2 separate regions of the Homo sapiens genome follow, and region 2 is linked to region 1. Evidence: read pairs that join two places in POLR2A ChIA-PET (ENCODE). Cell type or tissue: GM12878. All regions are shown on one strand. Each heading gives the region's core, and the rest is flanking DNA. Links, peaks and the distances in the headings are about the cores only.

What was found. Peaks named below come from ENCODE experiments on the same cell type or tissue, not always from the same donor. Only the 100,000 strongest peaks of a DNase experiment are listed, where the experiment ranks them.
Region 2: POLR2A ChIA-PET joins it to region 1 with 10 read pairs; 2 of 35 experiments call an interaction of 5 or more read pairs at or near these places.

Annotation. Positions count from the first base shown.
Region 1 is chr7:5,817,692-5,820,499 of GRCh38, reverse strand. No RefSeq gene overlaps it. Among named protein-coding and RNA genes, the nearest start is that of RNF216, 37 kb to the right of the region's middle. In GM12878, for the core only: no CTCF peak of the experiment used is centred there; no DNase peak of the experiment used is centred there.
Region 2 is chr7:5,683,896-5,686,703 of GRCh38, reverse strand. The region is part of intron 13 of RNF216 (ring finger protein 216); the gene reads left to right. Among named protein-coding and RNA genes, the nearest start is that of RNF216-IT1, 4.8 kb to the right of the region's middle. RefSeq lists a silencer at 997-1,076. In GM12878, for the core only: no CTCF peak of the experiment used is centred there; no DNase peak of the experiment used is centred there; H3K27ac peaks cover 379 bases.

The DNA of each region.
Region 1 (2,808 bases), core at 250-2,749:
GTGGCTCCCACCTGTAATCCAGCACTTTGGGAGGCCAAGGTACGAGGATCGCTTGAACCTGGGAGCTTGAGGCTGCAGTGAGCTATGATCACGCCACTGCACTCCAACCTGACCAACAGAGCAAAACCCTGTCTCAAAAAAAAAAAAGTAACAATAGGCTGGGGAAGGGGGCTCATGCCTGTAATCCCAGGACTTTGAGAGGCCAAGGCGGGCAGATCACAAGGTCAGGAGTTCAAGACCAGCCTGGCCAACATGGTGAAACCCTGTCTCTACTAAAATACAAAAATTAGCTGGGTGTGGTGGCAGGCATCTGTAATCCCAGCTACTAGGAAAGCTGAGGCAGGAGAATTGCTTGAACCCAGCAGGCAGAGGTTGCAGTGAGCGGAGATGGCGCCACTGCCCTCCAGCTTGAGCAACAAATCGAGACCCCCTCTCAAAAAAAAAAAAAAAGAAAAAAAAAAATGGTTGAAAATGTTTTTCTTCCCAATAAATTCATGGTTGCTATGAAACTATGAAACAGTAACACAAAAAAAATTAAATTCCTAGATCTATTTCTACAGAGTTTTCCAACAATGTTTCTCTTTTATATTGATTAGTGTCACCAGAGATTTGTCTATCACTTGTTCATTTTTCCAAAGATAAAATTTGTTTATTATTTTTTCCTCTCTTCCCTAGTAAGAGAGAAAATAAAACTCTTACAGCTATCATCTTCTAATATCAAGATAACATGAAAACTCCTATAAAATGAAAGGGAAGGTGAACATTGTAATTCTAATTACAAAATGAGAGCTAAAAATATATGCAACTATGTAATTTAGGACATGGATAAAACTGCTGTAATAGAGTTCCCAAAATAAAAGTGCCCTAAAAATTACTGATAAAGCCGAACGTGGTGGCTCATATCTGTAATCCCAGCATTTTGGAAGGTTGACGTGGGCGGATCACTTGAGGCCAGGAGTTCGAGACCAGCCTGGGCAACATGGCAAAACCCTGTCTCTACTAAAAAATACAAAAATGGCCTGTAGTGGTGGCTCATGCTTGTAATCCCAGCACTTTGGGAGGCCAAGGCAGGTGGATCCTGAGGTCAAGAGATCAAGACCATCATGGCCGACATGGTGAAATCCCGTCTCTACTAAAAATGCAAAAATTAGCTGGGCAGGGTGGTGCGCACCTGTAGTCCCAGCTACTCGGGAGGCTGAGGCAGGAGAATCGCTTGAACCCAGGAGGCAGAGGTTGCAGTGAGCCAAGAATGCACTACTGCACTCCAGCCTGGCAACAGAGCAAGATTCTGTCTCAAAAAAAAAAAAAAAATTTGCCAGGTGTGGTGGTACACACCTGTAGTCCTAGCTACTTGGAAGGCTAAGGCAGGAGGACTGCTTGAACCCAGAAGGTAGAAGTTGCAGTAAGCCAAGATCATGCCACTAATCCCCAGCCTGGGCAACAGAGTGAGACTATCTCAAAAAAATAAAAAAGAAATCACCAGTGATTATTTCTCATAAAAAAAAATCCATGTGGCTCCAAAGAAGTCAGAAAACTAGACTCCCAAATGAGTGCTCTAGCTGGGCCTGGTGGTTCATACCTGTAATCCCAGCACTTTGGGAGGCTACAGTGGGAGGATTGATTGAGCCCAGTTCAAGATCAGCCTGGGCAACATGGCAAGACATCATCTCTAAAAAACGTTTTTCTCATGCCTGTAATCCCAGCACTTTGGGAGGCTGAGACGGGCAGCTCACGAGGTCAGGAGATCGAGACCATCCTGGCTAACATGGTCAAACCCCGTCTCTAATAAAAATACAAAAAATTAGTCAGGCGTGGTGGCAGGCGCCTATAGCCCCAGCTACTCGGGAGGCTGAGGCAGAAAAATGGCGTAAACCTGGAAGGCGGAGCTTGCAGTGAGCCGAGTTCGTGCCCCTGCACTCCAGCCTGGGCGACAGAGCAAGATTCCGTATCAAAATTTTTTTAAAATTAGCCGGGCATGCTGGCATGCACCTGTACTCCCAGCTACTGCAGAGGCTGAGATGGGAGGACTGCTTGAGACTAGGACGTCAAAGCACTACAACGAGCCATGATCATGTCACTGCGCTCCAGTCTGGGTAACAGAGCAAGACACTGTCTCAAAACAAAACAAAACAAAACAAAAAAACTGCTCTACCATCCCTAGAGCAGGTATGGTTCAAGATGGCCAGGTCTGTATTTCAGCCAGCAGTAAGAGGGGAAAAGGAAGGGACAGAATGCCCCCCACCCCAATTTTTTTTTTTTTTTTTTTGAGATGGAGTCTCGCTCTGTCGCCCAGTCTAGAATGCAGTGGTGGGATCTCCACTCACTGCAACCTCCACCTCCTGGGGTCAAGCAATTCTCCTGCTTCAGCCTCCTGAGTAGCTGGGATTACAAGCACCTGCCACCATGTCTGGCTGATTTTTGTATTTTTAAGCAGAAACAGGGTTTCACCATGTTGGCCAGGCTGGACTCGAACTCCTGACCTCAAGTGATCTGCCCCCCTTAGCTTCACAAAGTGCTGGGATTACAGACATGAGCCACCATACCCGGCCCAAATGCCCTTTCTTTTAAGAGCTTGATTCAGAAAAGGCACAAGTCACTTCTGCTCATATCCCATTGAACAGATCTCAGTTACGTGGCCACCTCCATCTACAAAGAAGGCTGGAAAATGGAGTCTCCATTCTGGGAGGGCAACTCCTAGCTAAAAATTGAAGGCTCTATTGCATTAGAAGGAGAGAACAGATATTGGGAAATAACCAGCGGTCTCCACCACAGGGAAAAGATAGGACGCAGGGAACGCCGGGGGGACAG
Region 2 (2,808 bases), core at 194-2,693, 130 kb after region 1:
GTCATTGCCGCAAATAGCGCTACCTTTGAAAGCTTGTTTGACAAATCTTCCAAACCCAGCTCACATGTATTTAAAGAAATAGTTGACAAGTGCAGTTCTAAGTGAGCCTCACAATTTAGAACATCAGTTTAGGAACACTGGCGTGCATTGTACAGATTTGGCTTCCCTGCCTCAGCTTTCCTAAAGGCACTGATGGTTAAGCAGCACTTAACCAGAGAACAGATAACATTCAGACTCTTAAGCCACCACTGTGTGACTGTCCGCACATCATTTACTCTGACTTTCCTCATCAGAGAAATGGGGATCCTGTTTTCTGTCCCAGCCCCCTTCAGGGTGGTTGTGAGAAGCAAATGAGGCCGCAACAGGTAAGGGCTCTTTGACAGAGGTGTCAGAAGCCCCCACAGAAACCACGTGGCAGCAGTGGTGTTCTTGAGAGTTTGGAGAAGCACGCTCCATTTTTTTTTTTTTTTTTTTTTTTTAATAACAGAGTCATACTCTGTCAACCCAGGCTGGAGTGCAGCAGCATGATCTCGGCTCACTGCAACCTCTGCCTTCTGGATTCAAGCGATTCTCCTGCCTCAGCCTCCCGAATAGCTGGGATTACAGACGTGCATCACCACGCCTGGCTAATTTTTGCATTTTTAGTAGAGACAGGGTTTCACCATGTTGGCCATGCTAGTCTCGAACTCCTCACCTCAGATGATCCGTCCGCCTCAGCCTCCCAAACTGCTGGGATTACAGGTGTGAGCCACCGCGCCCGGCCGGAATTTTTTACATCGTTTTCTACAAGGTCAGTACATAGAAATGCATTATAGTGCTCCAAATATAAAGAATTCACATACTGAAAATGTTTTGCTTTTGTCCAGCCTTCTTAACATACATATTTAATTACAAGGCATGAGGATTAATGGGGCTTTGAATATTTAAAGCTCTTTTCCCAAGATGAATTTGATTTAGCTACTGAGATGGGCATCTGCAGTGCTGGTGACTTGCCATGTGGCTGGGAGTTTGAGAGCAGAGGAGGTGAGACCAGGACTGATGTCAGGTTGGCTTCTGGTGTTTTACTTCCTTTTCCACTATGCCCCCTCCCCTCTCACTTTTAGCTCACCGCTTTGTCTTTTCAGTTTGCTGAGGAAAGAGGAAAAAGTAATAGAATTTGCCTTGATGTAGTTCACCGTGTAGCTTGCTGTTTTCAAAGTTGTAATGTTTAGTGTGCATCCCTTAGTGTCTTGGAAAGTAACAGAACAATTTCTATAGCCCTGCCCTCCCAACAATCCTCCCTTACACCCTGGCTTCCATCCCAGGGCTTCTGTGGGGAGGAGGAGAGAACACAGGCCAACAGAGCATGGACCCAGAAAGGGGCCTCCTGACATTAATCACGTTTTATTCATGGAATTCTGAAGATGGAGGAGATCAAGAGGCTCTGGAGCAAAAAGGAGGAGATGGTTTTGTTCGTGCTCACTGTCTCCAGCTACCACAGCCAGGGGAGCTACCTCCATGCCCACCCATCCGTGGTGGACATTGTACATGGGCAGCCCAATCACTGGAGGCCATGAGCCTCCAGTGAGGTAGAGAGGCAGAATAAAGAGTGAGCCACCAGGACCCAAGATGGCGGCTTGAGGGCAGGCAAGACGCTGCCTTCATCCAGAGCGTGGCTCACCATCAGCAAGAATCCTGGGCACTCTCTTCACCCCTCCACCTATGCTGTGTAAAGACTGCTCAAATCTGATACCCCCTGCACATCCTGAAGCCTGTGGGGTGACAAAGCTACAGACTAACACCCCACCCCACCCCCAGCCCCCCATGCAGGACTCCCAAGCACCCTTTCCTTCTTGGGGAAAATTTTACTGACCTCTCTTTTCATCACCTTAAAAATGTGAGGCATGTCATTTGGTTTACTAGAGGAAAGAACTCTGTAAAGGTAAAGTTTTGTTTTTCCTAACTATATGTGAGGTGCCTTGAAGAAGACATTGCTTGAACACCCACTGGAATTGCTGCTAGGGTGTTGTTCAGGTATCAGTCAAGTTCCTTTTTCTCACTAGCAAGGGACAGCCACCACAGCCTGAGTGGAACTGGGAAAGCTACGTGGCTACATGGGATGGGCTTTACTGCCCCTGACATCAGCCAGACTTGATTTCCAGCAACCCCAGGGAACATCGAACTGCATGGGGCCAGGCCCAGGAGAAGCCAGCAGCTGGTGCTTCCTGGAATAGGCCAGGGCTGACAAACTCCAAGAGGAGCCTAAAGATCAGCATTTGTTTTAATGCAGAGGCTCGGCTTAGAAGGCCCAGCTTGTGGGCCAGGCGCAGTGGCTCGCACCTGTAATCCCAGGACTTTGGGAGGCCAAGGCAGGTGGGTCACGAGGTCAGGAGATCGAGACCATCCTGGCTAACACAGTGAAACCCCGTCTCTACTAAAAATACAAAAACAAAAATTAGCTGGGCGTGGTGGCGGGTGCCTGTAGTCCTAACTACTCCGGAGGCTGAGGTGGGAGAATGGCGTGAACCTGGAAGGTGGAGCTTGCAGTGAGCCAAGATCACGCCACTGCACTCCAGCCTGGGTGACAGAGCGAGACTCCATCTCAAAAAAAAAAAAAAAAAAAAAAAAAAGAAGGCCCAGCTTGTGGAAACACTGGTCCCACCATCACAGACCAGTACCTGATACTGCCAGACCAAATCAACTTGCTGCTGCCTTGGTCTTCACACATCCCGCCACAAGACCCCTACTGGATCTTGCCCTTAACTTAGCAGTAGCCAGCCTTCTCACCAGACACAAGTGATGCCCGTCCCTATTCTCTGTGCAGGCTGG